Linked DNA regions of Homo sapiens: regions 2 and 3 are each linked to region 1. Evidence: chromatin loops called from intact Hi-C (ENCODE). Cell type or tissue: psoas muscle. All regions are shown on one strand.

Evidence for each region. A loop is a pair of places that touch in the nucleus more often than their neighbours do. Peaks named below come from ENCODE experiments on the same cell type or tissue, not always from the same donor. Only the 100,000 strongest peaks of a DNase experiment are listed, where the experiment ranks them.
Region 2: it touches region 1 in a loop (2.3-fold over the local background); 7 of 110 quality-filtered maps call a loop at or near these places.
Region 3: a loop joins it to region 1, with 5 times the contacts of the local background. A loop is called at or near these places in 18 of 110 quality-filtered maps.

The regions. Positions count from the first base shown.
Region 1 is chr18:13,219,429-13,227,428 of GRCh38, forward strand. The region is part of intron 1 of LDLRAD4 (low density lipoprotein receptor class A domain containing 4); the gene reads left to right. Among named protein-coding and RNA genes, the nearest start is that of LDLRAD4, 4.7 kb to the left of the region's middle. In psoas muscle, no CTCF peak of the experiment used is centred here; DNase peaks (open chromatin) are centred at 1,253, 3,193, 3,673, 4,183 and 2 weaker places; H3K4me3 peaks cover 4,474 bases; H3K27ac peaks cover 5,047 bases.
Region 2 is chr18:13,408,995-13,416,994 of GRCh38, forward strand. The region is part of intron 3 of LDLRAD4 (low density lipoprotein receptor class A domain containing 4); the gene reads left to right. Among named protein-coding and RNA genes, the nearest start is that of LDLRAD4-AS1, 15 kb to the right of the region's middle. In psoas muscle, no CTCF peak of the experiment used is centred here; a DNase peak (open chromatin) is centred at 4,097; H3K4me3 peaks cover 342 bases; H3K27ac peaks cover 2,115 bases.
Region 3 is chr18:13,509,628-13,517,627 of GRCh38, forward strand. All of the region lies in intron 4 of LDLRAD4 (low density lipoprotein receptor class A domain containing 4), which reads left to right. Among named protein-coding and RNA genes, the nearest start is that of LDLRAD4-AS3, 43 kb to the left of the region's middle. RefSeq lists a silencer at 3,567-3,676. In psoas muscle, no CTCF peak of the experiment used is centred here; a DNase peak (open chromatin) is centred at 3,574; H3K27ac peaks cover 5,610 bases.

The sequences.
Region 1 (8,000 bases):
TTTTTCTCTTTTCTAATTATTTTGGCATCTTCTCATCCCCGGACCAGCGCTGCTTTCTAAATGTTAATTACCATTGCAATACATATTTATTGAGGGCCTACTATGTGTTAGGCATTGTAGGATGTGAGGTAAGAGTAGCTGCACAGAATGTGGGTTCTGAGCGCTAGTATTAGTAAGTTATTTGCAGTAGAGGTGGATAGAGATGGTGAGCAGCATTGACTCTCAAAAATAGGGTCCTATGGCTGGTAAGGAGGTTGGTGCCTTCTCGAAGGGCTAGTGCTGGGAAGCTTCCTTTTAAAAACGGCCCTTTCTGCCGGTTTGGCTAGCCAAGAATGGCATCCTCCTCTCTGTATCTTCCCTGGAGCTTCAGGACTGAGTATTGAATGACAGAGAAGGTTCTGCAAAGTCTGCACAGGGAGACTGCCATTGCATCAAGTCATGTCTGCATTCTGTATATGGTATTGTCTTTTCTAGTCTTTAACTCGAGTGTGTTGTCATCTGTAACTCTCCCTTTGTACTCTGCACAATTCTTCTGGAATATAGTCTTTGTGTTCAGTCAAGGATCAGAGTGTCAAATCTGAGTCATTACATAGACAAATGAGGATGTCTGAGTATTACCCATGTATATTTATTGAATTATATTTGGTTTCCCATCAACCCTTGAAATGTTATTTGATGGACCTTTCTAAGCAGTGCTTTTTAAAACAGGGGGCTAACTTCCTTATGATCTTTGAAAGCTTAATTCTTTTTAAGAGCTTCATTTTGCTATTGACATTGAACACAGTGTTAGGAATTAGGGCTGGGAATGTAAATGCCAGTAAGGGATTTGCTGTAATGGAATTGTAGCTACCTTCCTCCCTTGTTTTAAATGACCTCTCTAATTTCTTAACATTCTGCTGTTACCCTTGGAAGGGCTTGCCATTGTTGGCCATGGTCCTGGTTCGTGTAGGTTTGTATTTACATTGGAGAAGACTCTTCCCGGCAGGTTTTTAGGGCTGTCTCTTGAATCCTCTCATGGGCTTGGTTTGCAAGACCACAATCCTGCAGTGGAACGCAGCCAGTGCCAGCTGCTTATTAAGGGATTTTGTGCCAATTTGTTGGCACATTATTTGAGACTCCTGCACCCCACCCTACTCCCACTGGAGTATATACATACATAGACAAATATTTATTTTCCCCCAACTGCTGACAGTGTTCTAAGAATAGTTTTCTTGCCTGGCACGCGGAGAGCAAGGGCCCGTCTGCAGAGGTGTTTACAGTTTGGGACTGTGCTGTAGTCTTGGTTGACTTAGCAGCCTGGCAGACCAGCCTCATAGCTCCTGGGACGCTCTCTGTTTTTGCTCTGGGCTGCTGCAGGGGTAACCTCCCTGACTGATAGGGAAGCACAGTCAGAGGAGAGTGACTTTTGCTCCTTGTGCATGGTTTCTGGCAGGCAGTCCAGCAGAGATCCCTGAGCTCCTGACGTCTCTGCATGTAGCCAGCATAAAGTCTCCTTGTGGTGGGTGGGAGGTGACTGCTCTACGTCATCACGTAAAACCAAAGCCACCTCAGGGCCCTGGGCAGGAATTCTTGAAATTGTAGACTGCTCTGATCTTTCTGGTAGTCCTTGCCATGTTTCTTCTCATCTTTCTTTGGAATCTGGGCTTATCCAGTCTCTATGATGTGTCCTTCTTCCTGTGTAAGAGTTAGTAGAGAAGGAAAAATGTTATCCCTCAAGAAGTGATAAAACATTGTAAAAGAAGAGCGCACCATATTAACCTGGAAAAATTTTTGGAAATAGTTAACAGAATGTATAGCGGCACATGGATATTAAATATGAATAGCGGCAAAATTGCTATGTAGTCCAAAATTATTCTTTTCTTTCTTCCTTCCTCTCTGTCTCCTTCCCTCTCTCCCTCTGTTCCTTCCTTTTTTTAGGTCTCAGAAAAAAATCTCCTGGAAGCCATTATTTTCTGATGTCAAAGAGACTTTCTGCCTATATGAACTGTGTTAGTTTAGAATTACATCTTGACCTATATTACGGGTGTACATGGAAGATGAGTCTTAAGTTTCAAAATAGGAATGCAAAGGTTCTGTCTACTATTTGAAAATTTAGGCCACAAGACCTGCCACTTTTTAGGGACATTTTTTGGGGGGCATTGTTTGCTTCATTGTTAGGCAGAGAAAGGACTGAAGCTAGTACCTGTACTATTAATTATGCTGAAAATATTGGGTTTGAATTTTCAGTTAATGTCATTTTTTTCCATCACAGGAGGAATTGAAAATGATGTCTGTATTGTCACATATCCATGTGATTTAAGAATGGATTGCTTTTCTTTTGAGTTCTCACTAAAAATGGTACTTTGGCCTTTTAAGCTGTTTTTGTGAAGACTTTTCTTTCCACCAAGCTTGTTTTCCAGATAGGTCTTGGAGATTACAAAGAACATAGATATAATTTCTCCCTTGATTGGCAGCTGCGAGCTTTCCCGGACAAAAATAATGCTGCACTGTGCCAAATGGTTGACTTTTCTAGAATAAAAACTCTAAAGGGTATGCAAAAAGTCCTCTGGTTAATATATTGGCATTCCCAGAACCCACTAACACTCCGGCAGCCTGCCAGACTCCACTTAACGAGGACACAGAATGTCTGGCTCAATCCCCATGAGCAGACGGGGGTGGGGTCTGGATGTCCACACCCTTTATTAATTTTTAATGACTGTACTTTTGTTTTGCAGATTTTCCTCTGTACCCCCTTCTCAACCGTCTCCTACAACGTCACTCCCCCCATCCATTTATTTACTCATTTACTTGGCATCGGAAAAATGTCGAGCTGTTCAGGGTTAAGGATCCTGCTGAGGGATCATTTCTGTTTGCATGGGTTCTTTTGTTGTTGGTTTTTTTTTCTTTTTCTTCCTTTTTTTTTTGGAAGAGGAAGAGAGAAAAGGAACAGAAAAGATGACAACTATTTTTTTTTAAGGATGCTTTATTGTCTGCTGGAAAAAGAGAAGCATTTACGAAACTTTAAGTTTGTCAGACAGTTTATGTGACAGTGCAAGTTGGTGCTTGCCAAGCTCCAGACAGATTGTTAATGTTACATGACAGGGATAAATAAATTACCGCTGTCTGCAACACGCTTGCACTGCAAACGCACTCTGCAGCCGGCGGCCGGCTGGGCGCCGCTCATGGGCCTGGTGTGCATGCAGCTGCGCAGAGGGCCTCTGCCTGCCGCCTAGAATTCTGTGCCTCGGTTCGGAAATGAAAAGGGTGTGCCTTGCTTTTATTTTTGGCTCTACTGCAGGGCAGTAGAATCCAAGGAGCAACTCTGTGTCCTTTATTTTGCTAGGCTGCTCCGCCTCCTCCCCTGCCCTGGCCCCACCTCTGGTCCACACTCCCGTTCTTCCTCTGAGCAGGGAAATCAGGCACCTAGCTTCTTCCCAGGAGACCTCAACTTTGTTCTTAGCTGCCCAGGGCCTAAAGTATCTCAAAGCCAAGTTTCAAGCTGTTTACAGTTGTGTTCTTTCTGCAGGTGCAGACACTGAGAACAAATTGTCTACGATAGATAAGGCTGTACTGGCCTGGGAGGGCCTGGGTGGCACTCCTTGGGCATAATGTACTTTCATCTGGGCAATTTGGAAGCTCAGCTGGCAGAGTGACAGGTGTAATGAACTTAATGGTCTTGCCCTAGTTGTTTGCGGACACACAGCTCATGTTACAAAGCCACCTCATACCAGGGGCCCCTGCCAAATGATTTGCTCTTCTCTTTGTGGATGGGACTTGGGGACTGGACGACTGAGTGGCGTTAAGGTAGGGAAGGGGGTGGGTGTGAGTGATGTGTGTTTGCCCTCATCTGCTCTGTTCCTAAAAGGACCTAGAGAGTCTCCTGAAAGTAGGCCTTGAGAGAAAGAAATTCTTCCCACTCACACTGGCTAGCCATCCTCCATGCCAGGTGTCGCGAGGACCCTCTGCAGATGTGCTTCGACTTCCTGCCTCTGGGGTTTGCAGAATGGCAGGCAGGCTTTTTGCCACACTGTGTGGCTTCCTGGTACACTGCTGGCCTGGCTGCTGGGATTCTTCAGAAGAGGGCTGGGCCGGCAATGCACAGCCAGGCATTGTTCTCGGAGTCCGTGGCCCCAGGGGCCAGCAACCTGTGCACAGAGCTGCAAGGGAATTTCCATTGGAAAGTCTCTCTGCTTCCGAAGGCAGCCGCTGGAGAGGCTGTAGGAGGCCAGGCTGCTTTCCGAAGGGCTCCCTGACCTCTAACCAGGGCACGTGGGCAGATAATAATAACAGCAGCTCCAAGTGCTTCTGTAGCCTCTCCTGTGTGCCAGGCTCTGTTCTGAGGGCTGCCATACACTGATTCACTAATCTAATCCTCACAGCGGCCCTGTGACATGGGTCCTCCTGCCATCTGCATGTTACAGAGATGTCAAGACATTGCCCAGAGTCACCAACTTGTGAATAAAGGGTGGAGCAGCCTGGGCAGTATCGCTCCAGGTTCTGGGATCTGCCTCTGGAGCTAAATGAGGTGGGACCTGGGTCAGGGATTCTTCATCTGGGACCACTTACTGGCAGGGTGCCATTCTCTTCTTGTCCCCATACAGGTCCCACTGGGACTCTATCCAGCCAGCAAGTTCAGGGTTTTGTCCTTCTTGCCTCCGTGCTGTAGCCCTCCCTCCCCAACTCCCTCCCCTGTTTTTAATCCTAATCTCTGCTCTCTGCCTGTTTTACCTGTGGCAAGAGCCTCAGTTATGAGCACTGGACCATGGCAGCTTTGTCTCTGTCCACCTTATCCCTTGAGTTCCTTGAGAGAAAGACAAAGCAACAGTCAGCAGGAGTGCTGGTATTGCCAGATATTTCTTCTGCACTGGTCCTTAAAACCACTTCCATCAGCCTCCCCATGGCACCTCTGGGTGTAGCCTGGTGGAGTGTGACTGCCCGGTTCCTGGGAGCAGCTAACTGCCTGGGTCTGGGGGTGTGTGCTGGGAATGCCCCCACCAGCTGTCTCTTCACTCGGAGGGATCCAGTTCATCCCAGGACAAAGAGCACTATAGTTTCTTTCTTTCTTTCTTTTTTTTTTTTTTTTTTTTTTTGAGACGGAGTCTCGCTCTGTCGCCCAGGCTGGAGTTCAGTGGCGCAATCTCGGCCCACTGTAAGCTCTGCCTCCAGGGTTCATGCCATTCTCCTGCCTCAGCTTCCCGAGTAGCTGGGATTACAGGCACGTGCCACCACGCCCGGCTAATTTTTTCATATTTTTAGTAGAGACGGGGTTTCAGCGTGTTAGCCAGGATGGTCTTGATCTCCTGACCTCATGATCCGCCCGTCTTGGCCTCCCAAAGTGCTGAGATTACAGGCATGAGCCACTGCATCTGGCCTACAGTTTCTTTAAAAATGAAAAAAAGTTATCCCATCTTTAAGAGTCTCTCTTTTTTTTTTTTTTCTTAGATAGAGTCTCCCTTTATTACCCAGGCTGGAGTGCAGTGGCGTGATCCATCTCAGCTCACTGCAACCTCCGTCCCAGGTTCAAGCGATTCTTGTACCTCAACCTCCTAAATTGAGTAGCTGGGATTACAGGCATGCACCACTACACCTAGCTATTTTATGTATTTTTAGTAGAGACGGGGTTTCGTCATGTTGGCCAGGCTGGTTTCTCACTCCTCACCTCAAGTGATCCGCCCGCCTCAGCCTCCCAAAGTGCTGGGATTACAGGTGTGAGCCACTGCGCCAGGCCAAGAGTCTCTGTTTTGCTCCATGAGGTATAGGTAAATGAATCATGCATATTGACGTGTACGTCCTATGAAATGTTGTCCACCTTGGACAAGCTAAATCTTTGAGATTGTGGGACCTAAAGGGAGTACCCAAGAGATGCACATATCATGGGCCTAGCAGGACAGTCAGCTCTTTGCAAACTGGTCCACGGTATCAGGCAGGAAAGGGTGTCCCTCACAGCTCTTGAGCCACCCCCAGCAGCTGGGATGGATGCTGACCCCTATGTAGATACTACCAGGTGTCCCACATGTTGCAGGGCATTTCTGAGCCTTTGTGGCATGGGGCTAGCCCGGCATGGGGCTGATTAAGTTACGGTTGAGGAGGTGAAGACCTCTAGAGAGACTGTCCTGGTCTGGGCCCTGTCCACTCTGTCAACAGCTCTCAGTAGCCACGCATTGTCATGACCCAAGGTGCAAGGCCTGTCTTGGGGTAGCTGCTCCTAGCAGCATCTGTGGGACAAATAACGTTTTCTTTTCCTGATACATGTGTACTGAAGAGAATTAGGAAATAGGGAAAGAAGGAAGAAAATAAAAATCACTGAAATTATCTATGATCTCACTGCTAGAGATGATTAGTAGGTTAGTAGATTCCAGGTTTATTAATTAATTATAAAGTCATTTATGTACTTTTTAGGAAGCTTAGCATTCTTTCATGAATATTTTTCATGTGATTTAAATATTCTCCAAAAATCCTACTTCTAGATTGTATAATATTCTATTCTATGGTTATATTGTTATTTTTTTAAAACCAGTTTTAGGACATTGAGGCTGTTACCGGTTTTCTCTGTTATAAATATGATTGCATTGAACGTCTTTAAACTTTTTTTTTAGAAATTTATTACATAACTTGATAATTTAAAAAAATGGAGATGGGGTCTTGCTCTGTTGTCCAGGCTGGAGTGCAGTGGTGTGATCTCGGCTCATTGCAACCGCCATTTCTCAGGCTTGTGGCATCCTCTGCCCTCAGCCTCCTAAGTATCTGGGACTACAGATGCTGCCATGCCTTGCTTTTTTTTTTTTTTTTTTTTTGTAGAGACCGGGTTTCGCCATGTTGCCCAGGCTGGTCTCAAATTCCCGGGCTGAAGCAATCTTCCCGCCTTGGCCTCCCAGGGTGCTAGGATTACAGGCGTGAGCCCCTGTGCTTGGCCTGAACATTTTTTAAAACATTGTTTGGGTAGATTCTTAAAAGGGAAATTGGGGGCTATAAGACTTTTAAGGGTCCTCCAAAAATATTGCCAGATGGGGCTTTCAGAATGGGAGAGGCAACTTAGATTCCCACAGAGAAGAGGGTGACTGCACCCTTGTCAATGCCGAATATTATTTAAAAAACCTTTGCAAATTTGGCAGTAAATGATATGGGCACATGACGTTTAAATTTTCTTTCCTATCTTTTTATTTTGAAAATCTGACTTTGTGTCATCTGGCTTATCGATGAAAAGAGTTTTGCTGTTTGCTAGAATTTTGTTAAGGCCAAACATCATAATGTCAGTGGATGATCTCAGTAGGTGGGGTAAGACCTTTGTGCTTTTTAAAATTTGAATAAAATAAAATAAAATAAAATAAAATAAAATAAAATAAAATAAAATAGAATTAAATTCTACTCAGGTAGGTTCAGGGCAATAAACATTCTAATAACATGTCTTTTAAACAAATTATAGGATACGATGGGCATAGACTGCTCTTGGTCTTCCCCCAGCCTCCTCATCCTCCCTCTTTAGGGGTAGCCTTGAACTTGCAATGGAGAATGAGGGCCAGGAGGGGGTGGAGTCAGCACCTGGCTGTCTGGATAGCCCCACCATACCTTGTTCAGTCGCTTCTCTTCATTTCAAATGATCCCTATTGGACCTCACACTCTTTGCTAGTCTTGCCCCTAAGGATGCAGACAGAAAATTCATGATGGGCAGACAGAAAATTCATGATCCTCCATACTCCATTCTTGTGTCGTCTGTGGAGGACCTCCACATCCTCTGCAAATGTGCTAAAGTTTTCTGCTTTCCTCCAAGGCATCAGCCCTTCCAGAGTTGCAACAACTATGAACAGTGCCTGACCTCTTAAGCTGTTGCTCCTAAAGCTTGAGAGAGATGAAAAAATCACTTTACTAGGTGGTGATGAACTAATTAAAGACAGTCTTTCATTGAGGGGTTGGAAGCAGCTGGAATGGAGGGTGCTTACCGTGCTGGAGGGAGCAAGATGGCACCACTTTCTCTAGGGCTGGTCATGATCGGTGTGGTTTTGTTCACAGGCACCTGAGCACAT
Region 2 (8,000 bases), 190 kb after region 1:
TGAAGGTCTCTAAGAACATCTTACTGAGACTTCAGAGGAGCTGTGTGATCCTGCCTTTGTGTCACAGCCCACCCCTGACCCCCAAATAGGCCTGCCCATGAAGAGCTGGGTTCTGCCTGTTTTCCACATTACCTCCGTGACATGGTATAATCACACTGTTTATTGTTTTTTGTTTGTTTGTTTGTTTTTTCACTAGGGAAGTAACTGGCTAGTTTCATAATACAGATGAGACCAGGCCTCATGGCAGTGAGTGAGTGATTGAGGAGGGCCTGGAAGGGGTGGGTAGGCTGCTGCCTCCCCTCCCAGGGAAGGGGGAGATGTGTGGGGGCCCCCTTGGGGATCCTGTGTAAAATGCTTAATTGCCCTCTAGGGATCTGTCCTTAACTATAGATGATTCCTCACCATATTGTTTGTGGTTACCCTGCCTATAGATTATTAAATAACCTTGTCTCTTATTTATTGCCATTAGACACAGGAAGACTTTAAGCTACTGATAGATAGGTCAGACTATTAACCTATTGTATCTTATGTGCAATTTACATTCTTAAACATTTCTATCTTCAACCTGTATCTTATTTAGTTTCTAGAACATATGCCAATTTTGTATTATATCTGACAGCATGAACATTCTCTAAACTAATTCTTAATGGACTGTTTCATTCTTAGATTAGGGACAGCTTGGGCCATTCGCAAGCTGGAGGAGAAGAGTTTCAGATGAATTCCAGTTAGTACATGTAGAAGAATTGAGGAAAATAGAAAATCACCATCAGAACATCATAATAATGATGCTGTAGGTGAGACCTGATACTGGGTGCTGAAATTAGTCAATGAGAAAGGAGAAACAAGATATTTGAATAGTCTCAAAGTGTCTTTCCAAGTATAAATGTTTATTAATTATGAAAAGAAAATAGTAGGTTTAGAGTGAAGGAAACTGGCAAACACTGAGTGCTCAAGGTCAACATCAGCAACAATAAACATACCCACACGTGGTACCCCAGGGCACGACGCACTGAGTGGGCACACTGCCTCTGTGGTGTTCTTCCCAGTAATGCAGAATCTTATTCTAATCGTGATAAGACACCGCACAGACCCAAATCGAAGGACGTTCTGCAAAACACTGGACCAGCAGTTTTCAAAAGTGTCAAGGCTCTGAAAGGCAAGGAGGGACTTCCGACCTGACATGGCATGGGGGGCGCTAAGGAGACGGGACAAACACACCACAGGCTCCTAGATGGGATCCTGATGGGGGGCGCTAAGGAGACGGGACAAACACACCACAGGCTCCTAGATGGGATCCTGGGATAGAAGAGGGACATTATTCAGAAAAACTGGTGAAATTCAAATAATAATAGGAGTATGCCAATTTAATTTCTTAGTTTTGATGATTGCACTGCAGCTGTCAGATGTAAACACTGGAGAAGGTGGGTTAAGGAGAGTAGACAGGAACTCTAGTGATTTTACAACTCTTCCTCACATTTAAAATTATCTCAAAGTAAGAAGTTTACAGAAACCTTTATGGGTATGTATACCCTTTTAATTGACATTCAGTTTTGCTATTGTTTACACAGTGAGGCTTAATCTGCATTAATGGATGGAAACATAGCATATAAGGAGTCCAGGATGACAGATAATGGCCTACACTGGACTTTGAAATATGTTGTGTATACATTTCTCCTCCTTCCTCAGATTTGCCTTGTGATTAGGCTAACAATCTAAGAGATAAGGCCAATCAGGTTAGATGCTGGCAGGAAATTCATAAAACTGATTATTTCTTGGGAAACTGAAAGCTCTGTTTGTAAAAGGCTAGCTTGATTTCAGTGGATGGCTTTTTGTTAGTGGGAAGTGGAGATTCAGGGCAAAATGCAGGAATGGGTTTTTAGGGTACAGTGGCTGCCCCTCCAGTTGAAGGTCCATGGGGTGCATTCTCATGGCCACCAGAGAAGATGGCAGTTAGTTATTATAAGTATCAATACGGGCCAGGTGCGGTGGCTTACGCCTATAATCCCAGCACTTTGGGAGACTGAGGCGGGTGGATTGCTTGCATCCAGGAGTTTAAGACCAGCCTGGGCAACATAGCAAAATCCCGTCTCTACTAAAAATACAAACATTTAGCTGGGTGTTGTGGCATGCACCTGTATTCCCAGCTACTTGGGAAGCTGAGGTAGGAGGATCACCTGAGTCTGGGAGGTGAAGTTTGAAGTGAGCTGAGATTGTGCCACTGCACTTCAACCTGGGTGACAGAACCAGACCCTGTCTCAAAAAAAAAAAAAAGAAAGAAAAAAAAGTGCCTCTATAGAGTCCTAAGAGCAAAATCATCTTTTGTTAGTATGCTTATCTCATAGTTTTGCCGTAAGTGCTTAACAAATGCTTGAACAAAGCATTTGCTATTAGACTAATATGTTACTACTTCCAAGTATTTTACTTGGATACTGATATGGTTTGGCTGTGTCCTTACCCAAATCTCATCTTGAATTGTAGTTTCCATAATTCCCACCTGTCGTGAGAGGGACCCAGTTGGAGGTAATTGAATCACAGGGATGAGTCTTTCCTATGCTGTTCTCATGATAGTGAATAAGTCTCATGTGATCTGATGGTTTTATAAAGGGCAGTTCCCCTGCACACGCTCTCTTGCCTGCTACCAGGTAAGACGTGACTTTGCTCCTCATTTGCCTTCAGCCATGATTGTGAGGCCTCCCCAGCCATGTGGAACTGTGAGTCCATTAAACCTCTTTCCTTTATAAATTATCCAGTCCCTGTTATGTCTTTATTAGCAGTGTGAGAACAGAATAATACAGATACTTTTGTTGAAATTGCCATCATGAGACCCAACCCAGTAGTCTGCACCCAAGTTCTTTTTTGTTTCTTTGAGACAGAGTCTTACTCTGTTTTCCAGGCTGGAGTGCAGTGGGGCAATCATGGCTCACTGTAGCCTTGACCTCCTGGGCTCAAGCAGTCCTCCCACCCCAGCCTCTTGAGTAGCTGATTACAGGTGCACATCACCAATGCCCAGCTAATTAAAAAAATTGTTTGGTAGAGATAGGGTCTCACTATGTTGCCCAGGCTGGTCTCAAACTCCTGGACTCAAGTGATCCTCCCACCTCAGCCTCCCAAGTGTTGAGATTACAGGGATGAGCCATCACGCCTGGCCTGCACTGAGTTCTGAAGTTAGTATTTGCTCAGGGCAATTCCCTAACTCTTTGACAGTAGTCAGATCAGTGGCATGACTTTGCCTCAGTTACTGCATTGTCTGCTACTTCCTCATATGTAATCTCTGGCCCCATCACACTGCCTACTATTCCTAGAGCATGACATGTCCTTTACACCCAGCCTCTGTTCTTTCCAGCTCTTAAAGTATCCTTATCTTTCTTTTCTCTCTGAAAAATTTCTGCTCATTTTCAGCACTCAGGTCAGCTAATATCTCCCTTATAAAGAAGTATTATCATAAGGTTCCATATTTCTCTATTATAACATTTACCATGGTGTTTCTATTTGAATGAATGAGATTCATTCACTTCTCTCTCATCCATTCATATGATATTGATCAAGTGCCTATTATGGACTAGGTACATGAGGAACTAGAGAGACAGCAGTGAAGGTTCAGACAGGGTCCCCGACTTTATGGGCCTCCACTCCAGCAGGGCAGGTGGACTGAACTAGCTATATAATTACGGTGGTGAGAAAAGGATTTGTTTACCTGTTAGCATTTCTAGATTATGAGCTCTTGGAGGGCATGGATTTTTGTCTTCCTTGTTTTTGAAGCCCCAGTGTCTTAGAATAGCACCCGGCAGCCAGTAGGCGCTCCGTAAGTGAACGAATGAACTGAGCACTTAATGTACCAATTTGTACATGATCTTATGGACGATCACTTTGCTCCCAGCAGCTTCTCAAATTTTTATTGATCTATGAACCGAGCTGAGAAGTTCATAGTTGAAGACTGTCCTGAGCTTCCTGGATGCGCTGCTTCCTTCTCCTGGTACGTAGTAAGGGCAGCGTGTGTGACCTGACAGGATCACAGCAAGGCTGTGCATCAGTCAGGATTCTTCTTGCAGGCAACAGCCACCACCAGCAGGAAGGGCTCCTCTTGAGCCTTGCTGTCTTCTCATGTTTCCAGTGCCACGTCAAGCCCAGGATGGTGCTTTGAGTGGAGCTTGGGTCGCATGACTGTGCTTGGCTGTAAGGAAGGTTGGAATCCAGTGCTGTGCTTGTATCTGCGTTTTCTGTTGCAAAGGCACTCCCTTTCCCACAGACCTATCAAGTGGGGAGGGAAGGAGGTTTCAGTGCTTGGCAAGAAATATCACTGTACGTGTTCACTACTCACTGACATGTAATTGGTCAACTGTTCGTAAATTCCGGCTATTTTGTGTTTAAGCTGATAGAGAATTCTGACAAAGTAAATGTGAGCTTCTGCGGAAGTTTCTATCACAGTATTTTTAAACATGCATCAATATCTTTGTAAATTGAATTGCTCCGTTTAACCTCATCTCATAGTGTGATCAATCGAGGCCTCAGGTCTCTGACCAGGCACTTGCAGTAATTTTTCAAGAACACTGTATTTGACAGAAACAGCCTGGTAGAATGTGATTTGGGAAAAGGGATAATGTCTTCAATTGAGTACGGAAATTATGTCTTTAAACGTCTGGGAATTCTATTCAATCATTCAGTCAACTGTCAACATTTACTGGATGTCCAGTGTTTGCAGTGACCTAACGATTGCTGTGTAGTGATTTGCATTCTTTAGTAAGTTTTTCCAAGAAGTTTTATATCTTCTTTCTAGGAGAGAGTATGGTTGGGCTGGGCGGGGTGGCACACGCCTGTAATCTCAGCGACTGTGGGAAGCTGAGGCAGAGGAGTGCTTGAGCCCAGGAGTAGGAGTGCAGCCCATGCAACATAGAGAAACTCCAGAAATTAAAAAAAAAAAATTTTTTTTTAAATCACTGGGAAAAGAAATAATTATAAGAGAGTACCTGCGTTTCTACCCATACCCGAGGTTTTCTTGTTTGTGATCATTAAATAAGTGGATGGTGTTGCTCTGGTGGTGTGCTGGACATATTTTCTCAAACCAGAGGTGCACTATAGTCCACCATGCTTTGTTCCAAAATTTGTAGTGGAGGTCTACCTCATGCCTCGTTTTGTGCCAGGCACAAATGAAATCCAGAGATGAACATCTTGGGGTGCCTGCCTTAGCAGGCAAGACTCTTGGTTGAAGGGACAGCAGGTGGGCCTTGGGGCCAGGCATCCTTGGGAGATGCCTCCATCCCCACCATTGCTTGGCTTTGTTGCTTTGGGCAAGTCACATGACCTCTTGGAGCCCGTTTCATCCTTGTAGGATGGGGTTACTGATACCCACCTCATTGCACTAAGTGGGCCAGTGAATGTACAGTTCAGTACCTTCCTCATGCAGTTGGCATCTCTATTGTCACTGTCACTTAGAGGCCAGAGGACAGGCAGGACCCAGACACTGGAGTGCATTTGATGCCAGGCTGTGGAATTTGAATTTTACAAAGAGGAGTCATGTTTCCATTTACTAATTACACGATTAACTGGAGAATATGCTAAAGTCCCCCATTGTCACAAATTACAGTTTCTTTCTTACTTTTGCATTTCTGTGTTTGCTGCAGCCCAGCAGGAGGTCCATTAAACCAAAAGGACTCATTATCTCCTCAGGACAGGGATGGTGAGGGAGGAGGCTGGCTTGCAGACACCTGCCCTTGCTGTCCTCAGCAGGAAAGGGTGGGGAGCTCGAGAAGGAGAAGCCCACACGCCCTTCTGTCCTTGGACTGTGTAGACCTTCTTAGGGTGGCTTCATTATTTGCCAGGCAGTAAACTCCCTGATTATCAGACACATCTGTATGCCAAGCGAAGTATTAAAACAGACTCTTTGCAAAGCCTATGGAAGTGTTTTTTGGGCAACCACTCTTGGTACTGTTTTCATGCATGACCTTGGATAATTGACATTTGTCTGTGGTTCAAACTGGAGATGTCCAGTGCTTACAGATACCTAAAGATTGCTGTGTAGTAATTTGCATTCTTTAGTAAGTTTTTCCAAGAAGTTTTATATCTTCTTTCTGTGAGAGTACAGCTGGGCTGGGCAGTGTGGTCCATGCCTGTAATCTCAGCTACTCTGGGAGGCTGGTTGTGGGGGCATCTGTTGCCTGGAGGTCTCTGGAATAATACAACACAGGGCCCTGAGCCCCAGAAATGCTGGCTTATTCCTCTTGAGTTTCCTCCTCAGTTAAGGGATTATTCAGGTTTCCAAAACACACAGTCTCTTATGACCTGAGAAAGGTCTCTCATTTGCATTTGCTCATTACGGTGGGTAATAGACTGGAAGTATGACCTTTCTCCAGTTAACGACCCTTCCCCACAGACGAGGCTTGCGTGCCTGTGTCTATAGCACATAGTGCGCCTGAGCTGATGATGTGGCTCTTCTGAACAGCTGCGGTGGCAGCCCTGAGGCCAAGGCCCCGGCTACTCTAGGGTGGGTGTGGGGTGGGAGGTGTGCTTTCCCACCAAAGGAAGTCTGGTTGTATAGGCAGACTTGTCTCCCCGGTGGTTAGGGCTGTCTGAGGAGCTGCTCTTGTTTCCAAGAGTTTCAGGTACGTAGTGTACTGAGGGGAGCCCCCAGGATTAATACACAAAGTGGATGACACCTCCAGGTTACTAGAGAGGCAAACCTCACCCCCCCAGGACGGTCCCTTGCAAACCCTTGCAGTCCGCCATATCCATCTTTCCCACTGGATTCCAGTTCTCCAAGGAAAAGCCAGGGCCTGGAGCCAGGGCCACGCTGCCCGGTGTCCCAGCCCAGCAGGCATCAGGGTGGGTGGGGAGCCTGGGCTGCCCGGAGGGGTGCTCCCTCTATGCCCTTGTACCCCACGTGGCTCCTTCTTTGAAGCTGTGTCTCAGTCCCAGGGGAGAGCCTTCCAGGATGGAGGTTGAGAGGAGGGGAACGTGCATGGCTCTGTCTTCATCTCTGCGGTGACTTGCGTCGTAGGAGAGCTTTGGTGTGGGCTGTGCTGGCCAGTCATCACAGTGCCCTGCAGGGCGCAGGGCTGAGGGCAGGCTGACCAGACCTTCCATGAAGAGATCGGGCTGGCGGGGACACTGGAGTCCTCACTCTGCTGAGTCCAGCTCTGCCACACGTGGGCTATTCTGAGCTATGGCGAGTCATCATCCTCAGTTTCCCTTTGGCGAAGTGGGCCCAGTGATGCCCAGGAGCACCTTTTGAGGGTTGAGTGTGCAGCTTTAAATGCGAATGCCCACGATTCTGTGTTCTCCAGCCAAGTGTGGGGTACCCAGACCTCTTCCAGTTCTTGCCCTTCTTTTAAGTGGTTTGCATGAGATCCTCCAAGCACTGTCACTTTTTGAAACCCTGGCTTTTGTTTCCAGTTTCCTTTTCCAACAATAACAGGAACTTTGTGTTTAGTGGTTGGTGGTTCCACCTTCACTTAATGGGTTCGTCATCTCTCTGGGCATGTGAGCAGGGCTCGGGATCACGTCTCTGCTATAGAGACACACGGTGAAAACAGGCTTCAGCAGAGAACCACCGTTTGAATTATATGATGGCTTAAAGAAAGCTCTGTGTCTACTTCTGACATCTGTGTTTCTTGGTATGATGCTGGCACCTTAAAACATTTTTGCCCGTGTCTAGTAATATAGGAATTCATTCACTCATTTATTTATTCAACAAAATTTTCTTTGCTATTTGCAAAAATGTTATTTGCTATAGCAAATAAAAGCTATGCTCTATGCAATGGAAGAACACAGGTATGAACTATACAAGATTAATTCCTTTACAAAACTCTTAATAAAGGGAAAAACACTTATGAAAATAGAAGGTATCATTAATAATTATAGCATACACTTACATAATACTCTCTGTGCCACACTATTCTTGGTGCTTTCTATTTATATTATTTCAATTAATCCTCATAGCAACGTGTGAGGTAGGTACTATTTCTGTCTCCTTTTTATAGCTAAGGGAACTGAACCACAGACAGGTT
Region 3 (8,000 bases), 290 kb after region 1:
TAGTTGTTAAAGCATTGGTAGAGCTTGAGAGGATTGACTTCAATTTTGAAAGAAGTTCTGCTGTGGATCAAATGCTATCAAATAGCATTGCATGTACAGAGAAATCTTTTGTCAAAGGAAGAGTCAATCAATGAGGCACTCTTCATTGTTTTCTTATTTTAAGAAATTGCCACAGCTACCCCAGCCTTCAGCAACCACCACTGTGATCATTCAGCAGCCGTCAACATTGAGGCAAGACCCTCCACCAGCAAAAAGATTACAACACAATGAAGGCTCAGGTGATCATTAGCACTTTTTAGCAATGAAGTGTCTTTGATTTAAGGTATGTACCTTTTTTAGACGTAATGCTGTCACACGCTAGAGAGACTACAGTATGGTGGAAACCTAACTTTTATATGCACTGGGAAGCCGAAATATCTGTGTGACTCACTTTGTTGCAATATTCACTTTATTTTGGCGGCCTGGAACTGAATCTGCAGCATCTCCGAGTATGTCTGTGTTGTAGTAACTGAAATGTGAACCGTATTGTTCAGAGGCAGGTGTTATTTAACTAAATCATGGGAACTGAGATGTTTTTGTATCTGAACTGCGTAAAGTGGGGATAGCCTCTCCGTGGTTAGATCTAGAATGGAAGAGGTAATATGTTTTTGTGGGAATGGGGACCTATGATTTTAGCTAAATCCCAGGAGTCAGCTTGGAGACTTTCTGCATGTCATGCAGCCTCCTGGGGCCTCAGTTTCTCTTCTGTACAAGGCTGAATAACCTTCACAAAGTCTCTTCTAGCTCTAAAACTATTTGGTTCTATGATGCAGGAGTCCTTTAGAGAGAGTTCCAAAGAGAGGCATAAATAATTATTAGAAATCATCTTTGATATAATGGACTTTGGAGAGTTGGGGGGAATGTTGGGAGGGGGCGAGGGGTAAAAGACTACATATTGGGTACAGTGTACACTGCTTGTGTGATGGGTGCACTAAAATCCAGAATTCATGACTATAGAACCCACCCAAGTGATTAAAACCACTTATACCCCAAAAGTATTGAAATAAAAAAATCATCTTTAAAAATATGAGGAAAGGCAAAGTCAGTTGGGTTGGCCTTTCTGGTGCAGAATGACAGTGTCAACACCTGTTAAGTTTCCCAGCCAGGGCTGGTGATGGACTGTCTGTCTCCACGGCAGAGTATGGAAGCAGAGAGGCACTACCTGGGGCAGAGGGAGATACGGCTGAAAGCATGGAGAGGATTAATGTGGCTGGGGTGAGGAGTGAGAGGGAAACTTCAACACAAAACAAAACAGGAAGATAGTGGAGATGGTGCTCCAGTGATCTTTTTATCTGCTTGGAAAAAAATGGAATTAAATTCAGATCTTCCAAAGAAAAGCTAATACATGTAAGTTAGGAAAACGGCAGTGATTTCTGGGAGCAACATTCTTCAAGCCTGGATTAGTTCACCCATAGAAGTCATGGAACTCATGTCCTCACACACAGGATCTGTGAGGAGCGGCCCAAGTGCAGCCTGCAGAAGGAAGAGGAGAAAACTGGACCTGCTCAGAAGGCCTCTGTCCACTGAGCTTTAGATCCTGTTTCTGAAAAGGGAAGGCAAAATGTGCTCAAAAAGAAATCACACAGGGCCGGGCACAGTGGCTCACTCCTGTAATCCCAGCACTTTGGGAGGCTGAGGCGGGCGGATCATGAGGTCAGGCGTTCAAGACCAGCCATCTCTACTAAAAATACAAAAATTAGCCGGGCATGGTCTCGCACACCTGTAATCCCAGCTACTGAGGAGGCTGAGGCAGGAGAATTGCTCAAAGCCGGGAGGAGGAGGTTGTAGTGAGCCGAGATCGTGCCACTGCACTCCAGCCTGGGTGACAGAGTGAGACTCCGTCTCAAAATAAATAAATAGTCACACAGGTTATCAGTGTACTATTAATAGAAAATGGGCATATTCTTTGAAAATTATGGGTAAAGAAAGGAAATATATGACATGAATTCTGTAATCGTTTTCTGATAGGTAGAAATTTCCCTCAAGGACTGACTTGAATGGACGGGGATGAGAAAGACAGTGATTGTTTCTGGCCCCTCAGTAGGAAAGGCGGGGACATGGGTACAGGTGCCGGAACAGCCCCAGCATTGGTTCTCCCTCGGGCGTGCTGGGCCAAGAAACGTTGGCTCTCAGGAATAAAAATCCCCAGACCTAAAACAAAGAGAAGACCTTGGCCTCCTCTCTGTTTGCTCAGCTTAATGCCCCCAAATCAGACTGTATGAGGAAACACACAAGAAATGTATTTTTAGCGTCACTGGCATGGGGCATGTTCTGGGGACCAGAAAGATGTACAACATCTGGGATGTATGTACCATGACAGCTGATGTATGTAGTCGACATTTCTTTATGCATAGAAATTAAGTTTCTAACAAGGAGCGCTTGCGTTGCTCCGTTTATCTAAATCAGGTTGGAAGGCAAAATATCGTGTTTTGTTTTTAAATGTAATTTCCTTCCTGTTCCTTTTCATGGTTGTGTCTCATGCTGGGCCTACAGGGTAGATATAGGCTGAGTAAGAAAATGTGGCCATATTTTAGCTATGCCATTATTTTAACCCCTCAGCCACACATCTGCTGTGGCATGAAGTACCTGACTGAAATAAACCTCCACCAGAGTCATGATACAGGAATGATCTTCCTAAAACCCTACATAACTATAGCCACTCAGTCATCTGTGGCCTCCTTTCCTTTGGGGACAACTTTGTAAGAAAATAATCTCAAAACAGGAACATCCCTTGTGGTTTTGTGAGGTGCTCGCCATGAGCTTCTGGAGTGGAAAAGGTTGTGTGCTTACAATGTGGGTGTTGAGTTCTTTTCAAACCTTAATGCTTTTGGACATATATTATGTTCCTAATAGTTTTGCTGCTCTTGATGTTCACATTCTGGATTCTTACTTCCTTAGATTCATTGAGTAATTTTATGTAGTTCACAGTTCCTAGGTTAAATGGACTTGATCAATTCTTCCTTGAGCTTTAGAGAACTAATGACTACTGCATTTAATTTGAGAAAATTAGAGATTGATTTTTCCAGGTATTCTGCCTCCTCCCTCCTCTAACTCTAACTGCATTTATGTTTAACTTTAAAATTTACACCCATATTTTTGGGATAACTAGGTTCCGATACTGTCCTGGGTATTACTGGTCAAATTCCAGTTGGCTGTAATATGTTGGGATTTCACATTTTGCTTGAAAATAAATTTGGCAGTGGAGATCACTTGCACTGAAAAGTAAATTTTTTTGGCTTATTTTATACGTTACCCTATCCTGTCTTCTCTCACTGCCTTTTGGACTTCGGAGATTGTCTCTGAATTATCAAATGATAGTGCAGTGGATGAAGTTTGGCCACAGATGCTAGTTGCTCAGCAGCAGTTCCTTTAAACGAATAAGGGTCTAAACTGCCCAGAGGGCCAGCACCAGAACAGGGTCTTGCACATTACATAAGCTCCATAAGTGTGCACAGTCTGATGATCATGTCATCCAGCCTGCCCTACATTGCAGTTTGCTTTGTTCTGGGTGGCACTTGCCCCGGGGTCACAGAGCTGCCCTGACAGGTGACAGAGCCTGGCCAGCCCTCACTGTAATACACTCTGCACCCTTCCTGTCTCCAGGCTTACAGACAGCCTAGTAACGGTTTCTGTAATCTGAGCTGTCTGCTGCTTCAGAACACATTTAGAGATCAGTAAGCAAGTCACATTTTCCGTGTTAACCACTGTGGGCTAAACACAAGATGTTTTTGTGGGTGGGCAACTTTGTGTCTCCATGGACATTTTTTGGCCATACTTATATAGTTAAGAAGTTATTAAATTACATGTGTTTTTCCCTTCTTTTGTTAGGGAAAATGCAAACTTCAGGAGCTTCAGATCTTCTTCTTGGGGATCCCGTGGGGAGCTGGATCCTCAGATATTTAGGAGCGGACAGGTCCTCACAGGCTTCCACCTTCATCGTCTTCATCAGTCTCCGTTTATTGTGAGCTTTCAGAGCTTATGCTGAATTTTCTTGCTATGTTCAAATCACCAGGGCCCCAAGCCTTGGACCTATGTTGGGCTTTGATTTCATGAGAGCGTGTTAGAGGTTACTCATGGAACACCTGTCAGGCCAAGGTAAAAGTGTATAAGGTGGGTCCTACCCTGGCACACTTAGCCTGTCTTTTTAAGCTTGAAACATTTAAAAGTATTTAGAGATCTTGTTGATGAAGACTCTGATTCAAAGTCAGAACTTGGAGAAATTCAGATAGACATCCTGAGAATTTTCAGCAGAAAGTAATATAGGCTTTTTCAGCTAGAAGGGCCATAGCTCACCATTGTGGATCAATTCAGGGAACTGGGGTGCTGGAGAAAGCATGATCCATACAGTCCCAACAGACTTTTGCCTCTTGCCAGGAAGTTGGAGAGATTGGAGATTATTGTTGTTGTATTTCATGTGTACTTTGTCGTATATGTTAACTCTTGTACTAACTTCTAGTAAACTGTATATAGGTCTCATTCCATAATAGGGGCCCACCCATTTTCAAAGAATCCATAATAACTCGTGGAGGGCTGAAGTCCTGGGTTGTATCCTGACTCTCTCTGTGAACTGTGACCTTGGAAGAGTAAACCGTTTCTTTAAACCTCAGTTTCCTCCTCTCTACAATGAGATAATAAACCAATTTCACATAATTACTGTGGGAATTAGATGAATACAAATAAATCACCTAGCACAGTGTCTAGCATATAATAAATATACAACAGATATCGATTCCATTTATAAAGCTTCCTTCCTCCATTTATAAAGCTAAGAGTTAAATAACCCATTCTCGTATAATTGACCATGGATATCCGAGTCAGGTGGGCCTCGCTGACAGGTGAGCCAGGATTCTAGGGCCAAATAGAGACAGACGAGGTAATGGGAAAGGCTGACATCATAGGCCGTGGTAGCCCTCTCTGGGGACTACTTGTTAACACTGTCTTAAGACTATTTAAATTCCATATTTGTGTCTATGTGTATATTTATTTAAAGAAGCCGTGGGTTCGCTTGGTCTTGTAACTTCCACCTTGGACAGCTGTGTCTCTGAGCTAATCCCAGGATCACAGGCTTAATGCAATGCAGCTTGATGAGCTAAGCTCATGCAGAAGCCCTGGTGAAACCCAGGCTGGTGTTGCTGCCCAGCCTCTGCAAACATCCTGGTGCACAGGTGAGAGTTGTAGGTTCAACGTCTCTGCTCAAACCCACCCTACACTATTTGTAGGTGAGCAAGCCATTGACAGAGGCTCTTTCAAGCCCTGGACTGTAACATCTCTCCATGCTTTCACTGAAAGGCATGTTTGCCCACCCCCACCCCCACATTACCACTGTGGGCAAAGCATGGAAGGTATTTAGGTGGGTGGGCAACTTTTTTTCTTTGTGGACATTTTGCTATATTTAAATGGTTGTGAAGTAACTGAATTACATAACTGTTAAAGGGTCAGCCTTTAGAGAAGACAAATGTAAGCGGTGGAGCATATGGTCTCGATAGGCTTGGGTTCTGTTCGTCTCCCGAATAGGCCTTCCTTGTGCACAACACTGGCGTGCATTCTTTCTTCTGCCTGCCTCTGTTATTACATTGGTTTTAAAGAAACCAAAATCCTTGGTGAGCTGCCTGTAGGCATGAGGGAAGGAAGGATGAGTATTTCTGACTTTGCTTTTTGAAAAGCTTCCAAATGTGGAGCAAAGAACAGGAGACAAACAAGGAGTGGTGGTGGTTCTTGCATGTCACTTTGAATGTAACTTTGAAGCCAGGTTGTCCTAGATGGCTTATGGTTATAGGACAGTTGTCTTAAAAAACAAAAACTAAAACTACAGCACATAGACACCAACACAGATGAGCAAATGCTAAATTGTCATGTAATGCAAGTGACTGATCAGATGTATAGCACTGGTGAAAGGTTCCTGCTGTTTTGCCAGCCTCTTGAAGGAATCTCAGTAGACTTACAAATTCACGTTTATGTTTCATCATTTAACAATGGTTCTTTATTTTACCTTTTTAAGGACCTAATAAATAAGTCAGACAATGACACAAGATTTGGAGAGCTGAAACATTTCTAAATTATATTACGATCACTACTGCTTGAGGTATTTATTTGCATTTTATGGGGAATTTCTTAAGCAACCTGAAATTTTTTGTTTTGTTTCGTTTCATTTTGTTTTGAGTCAGTGTCTTTCTTTGTCGCCCAGGCTGGAGTGCAACCTGGAGTGCCACAATTATAGCTGACTGCAGCTTTGAATTCCTGGGCTCAAGGGATCCTCCCACCTCAGCTTCCCAAGTAGCTGCGACTACAGGCACATGCCACCATGCTTGGCTAATTAAAAATTTTTTTTTGTAGAGACGGGACCTTACCATGTTGCTCAGACTGGTCTTGAACTCCTGGCCTCAAGTGATCCACCCACCTTGGCCTCCCAAAGCACTGGGATTACAGGCCTGAGCCATTGCACTCGGCCTAAGCTGAAATGTTTTGGTTCCTAAAAGTGTCCATGTGTAAGAAAAAAGAACTGTAGGTCTTTGGACCATATCAAGGTTTTATTTACATATCCCCCTCTTCCCTACACCCAAAATTGAATGTAGAAAAAGTGAGGGTGTTGCAAATACAAGTGACAGTAACAAACTTCGAATGAGGTTGAACCTTTACAGCAGCAGTGAAGCCATGAACGATCTCTTCCGGGTGTCCTAGAGGAGCCCTCGTGCCTTACAGGAAGTTCTAGCCCTGTGCAGCCAACACACACCTGTATTTGTTCAGATGTCACCTTGGTGGCACAGTACAGATCCAGGGGACACCTGTGCCTCTGAGGCCGTCGGGGAGGGTGTGCTGTGGAGAGACCTGAGGACTCTGGTAGCGCCCTCCTTCACAAATGTGTGTACATCGTGTGGCTCTTTATTGCTAGGGTGGCATTTGAAATTTCGTTTATTTCTAAAAACCAACAGAGCGGCACTTCAAGTGGACACTATTTTTGATTCAGGGATCAGTGTCTGAGAGCATCAGTGTATTTCAATCCTAAAAAGTTTTATAAATTCTGTATAAGGTCATATAAAGGTGTTTAGGTTTGTTACCCTGGATAATGGCGATTCATTTGGAGAAGAAGCCTTTCACGATGCTTCCTGACGGCACCTTCTTTGAAGGAGAGTGGCCTTATATCAGCCTGTGTTCCTTAGGCAGCTGGCATCCCTTCATTTCATTTTGTTCCTTTATTTATTTTGAGACAGGGTCTTGCTCTGTTCCCCAGGCTGGAGTGCAGTGGCACAATCCTAGATCACTGCAGCCTCGAACTCCTAACCTCAAGTGATCTTTCCGCCTCAGCTTCTCGAATATCTGGGACTACAGGCACATGCTGCCACACCCGGCTAATTGTTTGATTTTTCTGCAGAGACAGAGTCTGGCTGTGTTGCCTAGGTTGGCCTTGAACTCCTGGACTCAAGCGATCCTCCCGCCTTGGCCTCCCAAAGTGCCAGGATTACAGATGTGAGCCACTGCACCTGGCCTGGCATCTCTTTTAAAAATGGCTTATTAAATATTGAGTTGATATAAGCAAATATGTATAACCTATGTGTGAGGTATTAAGAATCATCAATTCCAGTGGATGCTTATGTCCCCACTACCCAGTTCCAGCAGAAGAATGTTCCTGTCATCTTCCACTTCCCTTACACAGACACATCTTCTTTCTCTAACTGGATGACTCCCCATGTGGGACAACTGCCTGCACGATACACATGAGTAATGATGTGGTTTTCCCTCCACAAGGTCCCGAGGAACCAGAGGTAGCTCCGTTTTGGAAAGAGCTTCCTGGTTGCCCATGGGTTATGAAGTCTGCTGGTGAGGCTTCCTTAGATGTCTGAATGTCTCTGGTGGCCATCTGTAAGATGCAGTCAGTCACTGTGTTCAGGGAGGGCGGCCCGTGGATGCCTGGCTTCCACACAAGCAGTGTGGTCCTGGAGGCACACGTGGGGTTCCTGGAAGGA